3 separate regions of the Homo sapiens genome follow, and regions 1 and 2 are each linked to region 3. A link is an interaction called in ENCODE POLR2A ChIA-PET data of the cell type or tissue named here. Cell type or tissue: K562. All regions are shown on one strand.

Region 1 (5,000 bases), 660 kb before region 3:
TCCCTCCCCTCGGGTCCCGGCCAGTCCCTGGGTCCCGACGGGCGCCCGCCGGCCACCGCGTCCCATACGCAGTCCCCACGCCGGCCCCAGGGGGTCTGGGGCGCTCCTCGGGAGGGGGACCCCGAGGCTGTCCAGCGCCCGTCCGCCCTTCCCTGGGGCCAGCCCCTACCTCTCTCCAGCTCCCCACCCGCCAGGACCCCGAACAGCCCCACCCGCGCCCCCAGCGCACTGATTCCCGTCCCCAAACCGGTCTTGCAGGTCCCAGGAAGGTGGCGTCAGCATCTGCAGCCGCGTCGACGTTGTCGGAGCCTCCGCGGAGGACCCAGGAGAGCCGGACTAGGACCAGGGCCCTGGGCCTCCCCACACTCCCCATGGAGAAGCTGGCGGCCTCTACAGAGCCCCAAGGGCCTCGGCCGGTCCTGGGCCGTGAGAGTGTCCAGGTGCCCGATGACCAAGACTTTCGCAGCTTCCGGTCAGAGTGTGAGGCTGAGGTGGGCTGGAACCTGACCTATAGCAGGGCTGGGGTGTCTGTCTGGGTGCAGGCTGTGGAGATGGATCGGACGCTGCACAAGATCAAGGTAGGGTTGCCCGCTATACCTGCAGCCTCCACTGCACCCTTACTGCCTCTCTCCCGGAGTCTCCTGGTCCTCTCTCCGGGCTAGACACCTGGCTGTATATCTGGGCCCAGAGAGAGTCTCCTTCCAGGGACCGGGAGGAGACACAGTCTGCTGGGCCAAGCCCCATCACACAGATGGGCCAACCGAGGCCTGGAGAGCAGGAGTGACTCACCCTGCCTCTCTCAGCTGGAACCCAGGCTTCTGCATGCCCCTGCCTGTTCCAGGGATCTGGGCTGCTGCCAGGCCCTTCTAGGAGAGTGGTCTCCCTCAGGGACCCCTCTGCTGGGGAAGCCTGCACCTGGTTCCTGACTTGAGTTACTCCAGGTGGGAGACTGGGCCCTTCTCTCCCTGATTCCTGGTTCTCAGCCTGAGCTGGGTCTCCTTCCCCGCTTTCTGCACCCTGGGTTGCCCAGGACCCGATTCCTTACTGCCCGATGCCCTGCTCTTGCTCTTTCCCTTCCCTCCCTCCCTGGCTGCTCCCTTAGCCTCCTGCAGGGACTCAGGATTGTGGCTGGCAGATCCTGAAGGCAGGGCTCCAATACCCCTGCCTTGCACAGAGCCAGGCTACAGGTGGGCTGGGGAAGGAAGGGGCCTGGGGTCAAGGGAAGCCAACATAGGGAGCAGTTGCAGACACATCAGTCGCTCACAGCCATCTCCCCTGCTCTTCCCAACCCCACAATTCTCCTCTCTTTGCCGTGCAGGGCAGGCTTGGGGTTTGGGACCCTGGGAACGCATATCCCCCAGGGGACCAGATGGGGCAGGGGCTCGTGAAGACTCTGGTTTAAGGGCCTCAATAGCTGCCCCCAACACATCTGATGTTGCTGTGGGTGCTGCATTTCCAGGGCTGGTAGGTCCCCTTGCAATGGGCTCTGGCAATAGGCTGTGCCCTTCGCCTTCCTCTTCCTTGCCTTCTCCCTTCTGCTATCCTCCTGGAAATGTGGAGGAGTCCACCCTCCCCTTCTGCCTGGGACCTAGTCTCAGACTTAGTTCAGGCATGTATCTTGGCCCCTTACCAAGACCTGAGATGTCTGACCTTTCCCCTCTGACCCTGAGCCCTTCTGCCTCACTTTGTCTTAATCATTTACATATAGTTCTGTCCATCCCCACACGATTATCTGCTTTTCACTTTCTGCCTCCCCTTCTCCCCTCTGACTCTGTCTGCACCTTGGCCATCTGACTGTTTTTCCCTCTGGGTTTCCATGTGTGTCTCCCACTTTGGGATTCGCTGCCCAGGGCCTCAGAACCTGTGTCTGAGCCTGAGGAGCAGGGATGGGGAAGGCAGCTGGCATGTCCCAGCTGGTTGTTCCCTGAGAGCAGGGACAGGTCTCCTATCCTTTTTTCTTTTTTTTTTGAGAAGCCTCACTCTGTCTCTCAGGCTGAAGTGTAGTAGCGAGATCTTAGCTCACTGCAATCTCCACCTCCCAGGTTCAAGTGATTCTCCTGCCTCCCAGCAGTAGCTGGGACTGCTGGTGCACACCACCACACTCAGCTAATTTTTGTATTTGTAGTAGAGATAGGGTTTCACCACATTGGCCAGGCTGGTCTTGAACTCCTGACCTCAAGTGATCCACCCGCTTCAGCCTCTCAGGTCCTGTCCTCTTTGCGTCCCCAGCATCCAACACAGTTAGAGCAGGGATATTGGTGGAAGAGAGGGGGGAGGAAAGAACCAAGGAACAAATTGAATGAAAGGTGAGAAGGGAATTCACGAGAGCCTGACTGTGACCTGGGAAAGGCTTCAGGCGGGCAGTGCACACTGGGGGAGAAGTGTAGTTTCCCCACCAAGCTGGCACTCCAGAAAGTCAGAGGAGGAGGGGTCTGAACTGAGGCCAGTACTCCCACCCTCTGTGTCAATAGGGCGGAGCTACCTCCTCCATCTGGCTTGGTTAATGAATAAACCCTACCCAGCCCAGGCCTGGAATTGGTGGGTCTGGGGCCAGGCTGACTGCAACAGACCACTCGTGGCCAGATCAGACTTGTCAGGTGGCCTTCCTTGTGGGTGGCGGGGACTTGGAAAAACTGGGGTGTTGTAGGCTTCTGGACAGGCATACACCCTGGGCAGCCAGGACCCTACCCTCCTTTTCTTTCAGACTGAACAGATGTTGGAGGTGCCAAAGAGCCCTTGGTAATCCCTATGTCATACCCCTCCTGCCCCTGGGATGCAGGCAAGGATACTGGGGCTCAGAGAGGGGCAGGGACCTGCCTAGAGTCACACAGCTGTCTCAGCAGAGCTGGGTCTGGAACCCAGATCTACAGCATCTTGGCAGTCCTCCTGCCTTGCTTCTCCCTGCAGGGTGCCTCCCCAGCTTTGCTCCCTACAATGGAGAGAGGGTGGGGAGAGGAGGTGAGCAGAGCCCAGACCCAGGAAGGAGGCTGGGACCCTGGTTATGGGCACCCCAAGGTGCCAGCTCCCACTCCTGATCCTCTCAGCACAGCTAGTTGGAGCTCTGGGAGAGATGGACAGAGGCCTGTGAGCTTCCCATCCCCAAGATTGCAGGACTCCCAGGTTCCATGCAGATAATCCCATTTCTGATAATGAGAGCCCTGCTCTGAGCCAAGCATTTCTCCCCATCATCTAATTTACCCCGAGGCTAGTCTGGGGCAGTGTAGTCTTGTCTCTGTGTTACAAACAAAGAAACTGAGGCTGAGTGAGGTAATGTTATTTGCCTAAGGTCATGCCACAGCTGAGGCAAGAGTGGAACCCATGCCAGCCTGGCTCCAGAGCCCCTGCCCCTCTCCACATGGGCTCGCATCTTAGTCAACACTGTGGCCTTTAACCCCATCAATAACTCTTTGAAGGCCTGGAGGACGCGTTGTTCTCATCATCCTATTCTTGTTTGATGGATGAGAAAGCCGAGGCCCACAAAGGGGAGTGGCTTGCCAAGGTCACCCAGCAGGTCTGGAGCCAGAATCCCTGGGGATGACTGGGTCACTCCAGGAGGCTGGGACTCAACTGCAGGTGTTTGCTGAGCTTCTGCCCCCCTTTCCCCCTCCCCTCTCCTGCCTCAGCCTGCTCTGGGCCTGTCCCCAGAGCTGGGAAAGCCAGCTGACCCCTGGACATGCCCCGTGCTCCTGATCCCAGGGTGGGGGTGGGACTCCACCTAGCTATCTACCTGATTCAATTCCTCTTCCTCATCTCTCTTCCCCTTACCTGGGTCCAGAGGTCCCTGGAAGCCACTGTGGCTCAAGGCCCAGTAGTTGGAGCCAGGACAAAGAGAAAGGGGCTGTTGGAGGCCACCTCCACCCCTTCCCTCCCTCCTGGCCTCCAGCCTGACCTGGCCCCAGGGCTGCACTGTGCTCTGAATACTGGAAAAGAGACAGACACTACCTCCTGACAGTTCAGTCCCTGTCCCAGGGACAGATGCTGAATGTGGATCCTGGGTACAAGGCAGGGGGCAGCTTGGAGCCTGAACTCAGGTCTCTCAAAGCCCAGGTCAGCTTCCTCATGGCACCTGTATTGGTGTGAGAAACGGGAGACCAAGAGCTTCTGTCAGTCATTCAACCAGGGCCAGCTGGGGTCCAGTCCTGGCTGTTGCATGTGACCTTGGGCACATTCCTGCCCCTCTCTGGGCTGCTTGCCCGTCTGTGCCATTGGGCCCTCTTGGCTCCAAGAGCCTCTGAACTCAGCACCCAGCTGGGGAGAGATGAGGAGCAGGCAGACAGCAGAGGACGTGGCCTGTGAGGCCCTGGCCTGGATGCTCACGTGCTCTGTTCTCCTGAGGCTGGCCGCATGAGAGGCAGGGGAGACCTGCGTATCTCCTCAGAGGTCTTCAGACCCTGGTGGAGAGAGGACAGACAGTTCCAGGTGACCTCCTACCCACTGCACAGGCAGCCTTGGGGCAGGAATGAGGCCTGATAAGAGCCTGAGCCCATGACAGGAGAGACCTGGCCCTGGAGCAGGTGTGGGAGGGGGTGTGGCTGAGAGCCTGAGGCTCTGCTGGCCACAGGAAGCTGGGCAGTGGGGACCTGTCTCCTCTGACTTCCTGTCCTGCTGCTCCTCCCCTTCCCCTTTGGGAAAAGCTCAGGCGGCCCCTCCCAGCCCTGTCTCACTGTCCACCTACCCCACACCACAGGCCACCTGGGTTCCAGACACCAAAGCCAGTGCTCAGCTCATGACCCCTCAGCACCTCACCCTCTCACCCTATGAAATGCCAGATGGCTCAGGGGTCTCCAAGGCCCTTCCCACTCTTACTAGTCTCTGGGACTTAAAAGGGTCATGGGGAAGGTCAGGGCCACGTGTGGGACAGGTCTCCTTAATCCCATCAAGCAGATGTGGAAACTGAGGCTCAGAGCAGGAATTCACTTGTGCACAGCCAAACAGCCGGACATGGCTGAAGCTAGATCAGGACCTAGGTCCTTGACTCGCCAAGGCTGAGATCTCGCCAC
Region 2 (5,000 bases), 80 kb before region 3:
GGAGGCCGAGACAGGTGTATCACCTGAGGTCAGGAGTTCAAGACCAGTCTGACCAACATGGCGAAACCCTGTATCTACTAAAAAATACAAAAATTAGCCAGGCATGGTGGTGTGTGCCTGTACTCCCAGATACTTGGGAGGCTGAGGCAGGAGAATCGCTTGAATCCAGGAAGCAGAGGTTACAGTGAGCCAAGATCACGCCATTACGCTCCAGCCTGGGCAACAAGACCAAAATTCCGTCTCAAAAAATATATATACATACATACATATGTATACTTATACGTATGTATGTATGTATACATACATATGTATACTTATACGTATGTATGTATGTATACATACATATGTATACGTGTACATACGTATACGTGTATACGTGTATACGTGTACACGTGTACATACGTATACGTGTATACGTGTATACGTGTACACGTGTACATACGTATACGTGTATACGTGTATACGTGTATACGTATACGTGTATACGTGTACATACGTATACGTGTATACGTGTATACGTGTATACGTATACATACGTATACGTGTATACGTATACATACGTGTATACGTGTATACGTATGTATACGTGTATACGTGTATACGTGTACATACGTATACGTGTATACGTGTACATACGTATACGTGTATACGTGTACATACGTATACGTGTATACGTGTACATACGTATACGTGTATACGTGTACATACGTATACGTGTATACGTGTACATACGTATACGTGTATACGTGTACATACGTATACGTGTATACGTCTGTATACGTGTATACGTGTATACGTGTACATACGTATACGTGTATACGTGTACATACGTATACGTGTATACGTGTACATACGTATACGTGTATACGTGTACATACGTATACGTGTATACGTGTACATACGTATACGTGTATACGTGTACATACGTATACGTGTATACGTGTATACGTGTATACGTATATATAGGTTATTGCCAGCTTGGGACTATTATGTATAATGATACCTAATATTATGAATATTCATAATTAAGTTTTGTTATGTTGATTTTCATTTCTCCTGAGTAGATACCTGGAAGTGGAATTTTGAGTTGTATGGTAGTTTTACATTTAACTTTTTGAGAAACTGCCACACTGTTTTCCAAAGGGCTGTACCATTTTACATCCCCACCAGCACTGTGTGAGGGTTCACATCCTTGCCAACATTTGTTATTGTCTATCTTATTATTATTGCCATTCTAATAGGTATAAAATGGTATATTACTGGGGTTTTAATTTGCACTTTTCTAATGATTAATAATGTTGAGTATCTTTTCACGTAACTACTCATAATTTGTGTATCTTCTTTTTTTTTTTTTCTGAGACACAGTCTCGCTCTGTCACCCAGGCTGGAGTGCAGTGGCATGATCTCAGCTCACTGCAATCTCCACCTCCCAGTTTCAAGCAATTCTCCTGTCTCAGCCTCCCGAGTTGCTGAGATTACAGGCATGTGTCACCGCACCTGGCTAATTTTTGTATTTTTAGTAGAGACAGGGTTTTGCCATGTTAGCCAGGCTGGTCTTTACTCCTGGCCTTAAGTGATCCGGCCGCCTCAGCCTCCCAACGTGCTGGGATTACAGACATGAACTACCGCACTCGACCTATGTATCTTCTTTAATGAAGTTTGTTCATTTCTTTTGCCCATTATTTGATTGGGTCAACTGCCTTATAATTACTGAGTTGTAAGTGTTCTTTGTATATTATGAATACAGATGCTTTATCAGATGTGTTTTGTAAATATTTCCTCCAGTCTGTTGCTTGTCTTTTAATTTTCTTAAGGCTGTCTTTTAAAGGGCAAGAGTTTTGAATTTTAAGTCCAATTTATCAATTTTTGCATTCATCACCTATGCTTTTGGTCCAAAAAAGAAGTGGGCCAGGCTTGGTGGTTCACGGCTGCAACCCCAGCACTTTGGGAGACCGAAGTGGGTGAATCACTTGAGCCCAGGAGTTCCAGACCAGCCTGGCCAACATGGAGAAACCCTGTCTCTACTAAAAATACAAAAATTAGCTGGGTGTGGTGGCGCATGCTTGTAGTCCCAGCTACTCAGGAGGCTGAGGCAGTAGAAGCCGGGAGGCAGACATTGCAGTGAGCTGAGATCACACCACTGCATTCCAGCCTGGACAAGAGAGAGACTCCGTCTCAAAACAAAAACCAACACACACACACACACACACACACACACACACACACACACACACACAAAATAAATAAGTAAAAGAAATAGGTCGGGCATAGTGGCTCATGCCTGTCATCCCAGCACCTTGGGAGGCCAAGTCAGGTGGATTGCTTGAGGCCAGGAGTTTGAGACCAGCCTGACCAAATGGTGAAACCCCGTATCTACTAAAAATTATGAAAATTAGCTGGGCATGGTGGCACATGCCTATAATCCCAGCTTCTTGGAGGCTGAGGCATGAGAATTGCTTGAACCCAGGAAGCAGAGGTTTCAGTGACACGAGATTGTGCCACCGCACTCCAGCCTTGGTGACAGAGTAAGACTCCATCTCAAAAAAAGAAAAAAAAGTTGGTTTTAGATGGTACTTATCTTTAATTCCACTAATCCAAATATATCTGTAAACTAATCATATTTGTAAATGGTGTCACTGATCCTGTAGAGAACATGATGCAACAATTGACCTTGTTTACAAGACTACCCAGGGCGGTCAGCAGTGGATTGCTCCACTTTTCGGGTTGATGTAGTTTTTCTGGTTTTTTCTGTGTGTGTGTAGTTTTTCTTTTTTTTTTCTTTTTTTTTTTTTTTGAGACGGAGTCTCACTCCATTGCCCATCGCCCAGGCTGGAGTGCAATAGCAGGATCTCGGCTCACTGCAACATCCACCTCCCGGGTTCAAGCAATTCTCATGCCTCACCTTCCCAACAAGCTGGGGTTTACAGGCATGTGCCATCACGTCTGGCTGATTTTTTTGTATTTTTAGTAGAGACGGAGTTTCACCATGTTGGCCAGGCTGGTCTTGAACTCTTGCCCTCAAGTGATCCGCCTGCCTCGACCTCCCAAAGTGCTGGGGTTACAGGCATAAGCCACCATGCCCGGCCTGGGTTGATGTAGTTATTTGCATAGGTTTAAAGAGTTGATCCTCCTTCTTACTAGGATCTAACCAAAAAATTAAATTTGTAACTATGACCGTGCATGAAATAGAAACTGACCAGAAAACAACGAGGTCTGTTGCAAACCTTGTGATTCTCCTGTCCTTCCAAGTACATGATAAGATCATGTTTTCCTGGCCTTCTTGAATTTAGGCATGCTCATGACTTGATTTGGCCAATGATATAAGTGACAGGTGGAAATTTGAAGAGCCTTATGGAATTCGCTAAGTTCCCTCTTCCTGTTTCATAGAAGATGGAGCCTCCATCAGCCTGGGCCTGGAATGAGAAGCAGAACCCCCTGGCTGCTAATGTAGTCCAGGAAAGAGAAATGAACAGAATCCCTCTGATAACCCACATTAAACATTGCAGCTTGAGCAAGAAATAAACATGATTTGTGGCCAGGCACAGTGGCTCACATCTGTAATCCCAGCATTTTGAGAGGATCACTTCAGTGCAAGTTCAAGACCAACCTGGGTAAGATAGTGAGAACCTCCCTGTCTTTACTATTGTATATATATAATACATATTTTATATGTGTATATATTAGCTGGATGTTGTGGCTCACAGCTGTAGTCCCAACTACTCAGGAGGCTGAGGCAGGAAGATCACTTGAGCCCAGGAATTTGAAGCTGCCGTGAGCTATAATCATGCCAGTACTCCAGCCTGGGTGACAGAGAGAGACTCTGTCTCTAAACGAAAGAAAACAAACAAAAAAAACCCAAAAAGGTGAGTTGTATGATGCCACAGAAATATTACGAATGTTACTGTAATATAACCTGGCTTAATACAAAGGTTACAAACTATATTTAATGGAGAACGCTGCCTTAAAACCCTTCAGGTTATTGGTTTGGAACCTGCTTAGGAGTCGAAGTTTGGGTTCCCATCCTAGCTCTGGCAGAGCAGCTTAGGCCCAGCTCCTCTGGTCAGCCATGGACCCATTATCCCTTCAAGACACACATATTTATTCACTCCATGATGGGAAAGAGCATGTCCTTTCTTTTTTTTTTTTTTTTTTTTTTGAGGCGGAGTTTCGCTCTGTTGCCCAGGCAGGAGTGCAATGGTGTGATCTCTGGTCACTGCAACTTCTGCCTCCTGGGTTCGAGAGATTCTCCTGCCTCAGCCTCCCGAGTAGCTGGGATTACAGGTGCACACCACCACGTCCGGCTAAGTTTTGTATTTTTAGTAGAGACAGGGTTTTGCCATGTTGGCTAGGCTAATCTCGAACTCCTGACCTCAGGTGATCCGCCCGACTTGGCCTCCCAAAGAGCTGGGATTATAGGTGTGAGCCACTGTGCCTGGCCAGGCAATGTTCTTTAATTTATGTGTCTGTTTCTACATATGGAAAATGCAGACAGTAGTATCTACATGTCATCGGTATAAACAGTTTAGGATAGTGCCTAGCAGAAAATGCTTTGTGGGTATTAGCTGTTAGTGCCATATGGCTCTTGCTGCCACCCTTACCCTCTTCCCAGCAACCCATCCAAAACATGCTGGGTACAGCCATTCCCACCTCTTCTTTTGGAGAGCTGAGCACAGCACAGGAATCAACCCTGGGAAGCTTATGTTCAGTTTAAATGATAAAATCCTGAGCTAGGCTGGGCATGGTGTCTCACACTTGTAATCCCAGCACTTTGGGAGGCTGAGGTGGGTGGTTCACCTGAGGTTAGGAGTTCCAGACCAGCTTGGCCAACATGGCGAAACCCCATCTCTAATAAAAATACAAAAATTAGCCAGGCATGGTGGCCCACACCTATAGTCCCAGGTACTCGGGAGGCTGAGGCAGAATTGCTTGAATGTGGGAGGCAGAGGTTGCAGTGAGCTGAGACTGCGCTGGGTGTGGTGGCTCACGGTTGTAATCCCAGT
Region 3 (5,000 bases):
ATTAGCCAGGCCATGGTGGCACGTGCCTGTAGTAATCCCAGCTACTTGGGAAGCTGAGGTGGGAGAATCACTTGAACCCAGGAGGTGGAGGTTGTGGTGAGCCAAGATCGCGCCATTGCACTCCAGCCTGGGCAACAAGAGTGAAACTCAGTGTCCAAAAAAAAAGGTGAAAATTGTAAATTTTTTGTTACATATATTTTACCATACATTTTATATATATATATAAAAATATGTTTTATATATATAAAATATTTTTTATATATAAAATATATTTTATATATATAAAACATATATTTTATATATAAAATATATGTTTTATATATATACACACACATATACACACACACACATAAATGTGTGTGTGAGTGTATGTATTAGGTGAGATGCCATGAGGAAAAGAGAAGATGCTATGGAAGAGTGCTCCTTGCACCAGAGCTAATCTGCAGGGGGGACCTCTCTTGAGACCAAAATGGAGGGAGCTGACCCAGTAAAGAAGAAGGACAGAGTCCCAGGCAATGGGAGCATTGTGCAAAGGCCCTGAGGCAGAACATGTTTTAGTGGGTCTGAAGATCTGCAAAACTGTTGGGGTGTGGTTGGGGTGCAGAAAGCAAGGACGAGGTTGGCTCTAGATGAGGGTGGACAGGAAGGCAGGGGCAGATCTTGCCTGGCAAGGACTTCAACTCACAGGCTAAAAGCAATGGGAAGCCAGGGAAAGGTTTTAGGCAGCCACGTATGGTTTGAAGTGGTGTGGCGGGAAGCTAGCCAGTTATTGCAGTAGCCCAGGCGATAGATGGCTCTGGACTGGAGTGGGGCATGGAGATGGGGATATGTGGCACTGGGGTGGGAGTGGCGGGGAGGTGTCAGAGAACCAGTTACTGAGTTTCCAGCTGCACTGCAGTGGGGAAGTTCGACTGGAGGCTCCCCCGAACCCATTCTCCAAAATGGTGCCTAATCTACAAGTTGTTTTTTTTTTTAATTGTGACAACATACATATAATAAAAATTATCATTTTAACAATTTTTACATGTCCAGTTCAGTACACTCACATTAAGTACATTCACATTGTTGTGAATCCATCCAGAACTCTTTTTTTTTTTTTTTTTTTAGACAGGGTCTTGCTCTATCACCCAGGCTGGAGTGCAATGGCACCATCTTGTCTCACTGCAACCTCTACCTCCTGGGCTCAAACAATCCTCCCACCTCAGCCTCCCAAGTAGCTGGGACCACAGACACACACCACTATACCTGGCTAATTTTTGTATTTTTGGTAGAGATGGAGTTTTGCCATGTTGCCCAAGCTGGTCTTGAGCTCCTGTGCTCGAGTAATCCTCCCACCTCGGCCTCCCAAAATGGTGGGATTACAGGCATAAGCCACCATGACCAGGCTCATCCAGAACACTTTTTGTCTTCCCCAGCTGAAACTGTATCCATTAAATACAATCCTCCCTCAACAGATGTAGGGGATTGGTTCCAGGAGCCCCCCATACCCAAATCCACACATACTGATGTCCCACCCTTCATATATGTGGGTTTCGCAACCTCTGAATACTGTATTTTTTATCTGTGATTGAAAAAAATCCACATATTAGTGGACCCATGCAATTCAAACCTGTGTTGTTCATGGTCAATGGTAATAACTCTTTTTTTTTTTTTGAGATGGAGTCTGGCTCTGTCGCCCAGGCTGGAGTGCAGTGGGCGATCTCGGATCACTGCAAGCTCCGCCTCCCGGGTTCAAGACATTCTCCTGCCTCAGCCTCCCGAGTAGATGGAACTACAGGCACCCGCCACCACGCCCGGCTAATTTTTTGTATTTTTAGTACAGACGGGGTTTCAGCGTGGTCTCGATCTCCTGACCTCGTGATCTGCCCACTTCGGCCTCCCAAAGTGCTGGGATTACAGGCGTGAGCCACCATGCCCAGCTTGACAACGGTAATAACTCTTTAAGTAGAAACAGGATATCTGTAAAAACAAAAAAATACCAAAACAGTAATAACTCCCTACTCCCCAGCCCCTGGAAACCACCATCCTATTTTCTGTCTCTGAATTTGACTTCTCCAGGAACCTCAGAAAAGTGGAATCCTACAGTATTTGTCCTTTCGCGACTGGCTTATTTCATTTAATATATAGTCTTTGAGGTTCATACATGTATTTGCAACAGGGTTTAGGACAAAATGTTGTTGTAAAGGTTGCTAAAAGTATGACGTAAGGACTGAGAGGAAGCAGAGCAAAGTTAAGACTGAGAAATGTGGTCAAAGTTTCTCCACACCAGCCAAGGAGCAGGCCTTACCACCCACCCCGCAGCACACACCTGAAGCTTCATTTCTCCCCAGCCCCCACTTAGGGCCAGCTGATGTTCCTGGGTCTCCCTGCCTGTATCTGCCTGAGCGTGTATGACTGTGGTTGTCTATCAGGGTGGGAGGATATACGTGTGTACCTGTGCATTTGTTTTCTGTTGGTGCCATAACAAACTACCACAAGCTAAGTGGCTTAAAACAACACAAATTAATTAATTAATTGATTTTTGAGACAAGGTCTCGCTCTGTTGCCCAGGCTGGTCCCAAACTTCAGGGTTCAAGCGATCCTCCTGAAGCAGGGGAAGAGGGAAAATACAGCAGGAGAATAGCAAAGGGAATTAAAATTTGGATCAAGGGCAGAATGAGTAAAAGCAGGGAGCAGAAGCCAGGTGAAGGGGCAGGTGAGCAAGAAGCGAGATAAAAACCAGAACAGCCAAAACAAAAGTGAAAAAGAAGCCCCCATCTGGGCTAAATCCGGACCAAACCTGTTGCGGGCAGCTCCTCAGAGATGGGCATGCACATTAAAGAGAAAAAGTATCCTTAAAATGACCCCGTTTGGTAATTAGCTCATTGAAGCTCATGCATATGGACTGCAAATCACTCATGTACTTAAAATTATGGGATGGAGGTGACACACAAGGGCCAAAGTAACTAAGCAACACATCTATCAATCAAAAAGGCAGACACTGGCTAGAGATTAGGCAGCCTTGGGAAGAGAACACACACACACACACACACACACACACACACACACACACACACACACACACAAAGACCCAGAGTACACAAAACTAATGTTGATCTCATCTGCCAGAGGTCAGTCCACTCTCCCCCTCTAAGAGTGTAATACTGTGCTTAATATCTGTGTGTGTCTGGTCCAGTTCTTTGTTCAGGACACCAAGAGCCTGAAATTACAGAGCACTATCCAGTAACACACCTATCACAGCCTCCCGAGTAGCTGGGACTACAGGAATGTGCCACTGTGCCCAGCAAACAACACAAGCTTATTAACTTACAGTTCTGCAGGTTACAAGTGTAACATGCGTCTCAATTTAGGGTGTCAGGGGCCGGGTGCGGTGGCTCACACCAGCACTTTGGGAGGCTGAGGCAGGCGGATCACCTGAGGTCAGGGGTTCGAGACCAGCCTGACCAACATGGCAAAACCCCGTCTCTACTAAAAATACAAAAATTAGCCGGGTGTGGTGGTGGGCGCCTGTAATCTCAACTACTCGGGAGGCTGAGGCAGGAGAATCGCTTGAACCTGGGAGGCAGAGGTTGCAGTGAGCCGAGATCCCACTATTGCACTCCAGCCTGGGGGACAGAGCAAGACTGTCTCAAAAAAATTAAAAAATTAAAAAAAAATTAGGGTGACAGTAGGTCTTTCTGGAGGCCCTAGGGGAGAATCCGTTTCCTTGCCTTTTCCAGCTTCTAGAGGCCACCTGTGTTCCTTGGCTCATGGCCCTTTCCTCCATCTTCAAAGTCAGCAATGTAGAATCTCTCTGATGCTTCTTCCTTGTCACGTCTTGTTTTCTGACCACAGCTGGGAAAGTTTTATCTGATTTTAAGGATTCATGTAAATAGATTGGGCCCACCTGGATAATCACCCCATGTGAAAGTCCTTAACCTTAATCACATCTGCAAAGTCCCTTTTGCCAGGTAGGATACACACCATAGGATTAGGACATGGGTATCTCCAGGGAGCCTTCATTCTGCCTACCACCTCTGCATGAAAGTGAGGGGGGGTGTGTGTGTGTGTAGGTCTGTGTCTCCTCAGCCTTTGCCTCCAATGCAGAGGGCCTCTCTTCAAACTTTGCATCTATTTTGCTGTAGTCAGAGTGAGGAAACCTTAGCCCATTAAACCTTAGTGAGGAAACCTTACCATATATTTGTGGTAAGCAAACATACGCAAAACCACCATGCAGATAGGGACCTGGCTGGAGCACCTCTCCTGGGGCTGGCTTTCTAGGGAACTGGAAGATAATTCACAGAGATCCCTTCCAACGCATCTATCCATCCCAAACTCAGAGTCAGGTCCAGGGAGGCCACAATGATGGGAAATAAATGAGGTGTTGAGTGACCATGAGGCAGAACAAGCCTTATACTCCACGCTAAGGTGCACTCCCTCAGCTAGCCCACCCAGTGGAGCTCTGCAGCCCCTCCCACCCGACCAGCCTGCCCTCCACACACCATGCTCTCCTGCCTGGGCATTCTCCTTATTCCTTCCAACCACAGCCCCTGCCTAAGGAGGCCCCTCACACCTGGGAGGTTTCCTCTTTCCTCCTCTCTGACTCGAACTATGAAGCATCCTTCATGACCCAGCAGAAGTCTCCCCTGCTCAAGGAAGCCTTTCTCAGCATGTCCCTGTCCTCCTCCAAGGCTGTGCCTTGTCCTTTGAGCACAGGGTACTGTCTCCTGGTCCTGTTTCTTTCACAGTGCACATCACCACGATGGCCACACAACAGGCCCTCGGTCAATGCCATGTCCTGGGCACACCACACCCTTTCAGGCCTCTGCACTTCTGCACATGCTGTCTGCTCTTGACTAGAATATTCTTTCCTAACTCCTCTTGCAAGGTCTCATCTTCTCTGAGGAGCCTTCTCCACCTCCCCTCCCACACTGCTCTTCACTTTTTAACATTCCCACTTTTCTCTTTTTAGAACCTATCCCTGTTATACCATTCATCACGTGAACTATAATTCCATTAGA

What was found. ChIA-PET counts read pairs that join two places held together with the same protein. Peaks named below come from ENCODE experiments on the same cell type or tissue, not always from the same donor. Only the 100,000 strongest peaks of a DNase experiment are listed, where the experiment ranks them.
Region 1: POLR2A ChIA-PET joins it to region 3 with 5 read pairs; 1 of 35 experiments calls an interaction of 5 or more read pairs at or near these places.
Region 2: POLR2A ChIA-PET joins it to region 3 with 5 read pairs; 7 of 35 experiments call an interaction of 5 or more read pairs at or near these places.

What each region holds. Positions count from the first base shown.
Region 1 is chr11:72,776,553-72,781,552 of GRCh38, reverse strand. It overlaps STARD10 (StAR related lipid transfer domain containing 10), which reads left to right. Exons shown (of 7, transcript NM_006645.3): 2 at 259-578. The coding sequence starts at 372. Among named protein-coding and RNA genes, the nearest start is that of MIR4692, 4.5 kb to the left of the region's middle. RefSeq lists a silencer at 1-82. In K562, no CTCF peak of the experiment used is centred here; a DNase peak (open chromatin) is centred at 4,562; H3K4me3 peaks cover 1,395 bases.
Region 2 is chr11:72,197,124-72,202,123 of GRCh38, reverse strand. FOLR1-AS1 (FOLR1 antisense RNA 1) reads left to right here. Exons shown (of 3, transcript NR_199595.1): 2 at 3,388-3,611. Among named protein-coding and RNA genes, the nearest start is that of FOLR1, 7.5 kb to the right of the region's middle. In K562, no CTCF peak of the experiment used is centred here; no DNase peak of the experiment used is centred here.
Region 3 is chr11:72,116,664-72,121,663 of GRCh38, reverse strand. No RefSeq gene overlaps it. Among named protein-coding and RNA genes, the nearest start is that of ANAPC15, 6.5 kb to the right of the region's middle. In K562, no CTCF peak of the experiment used is centred here; a DNase peak (open chromatin) is centred at 2,993.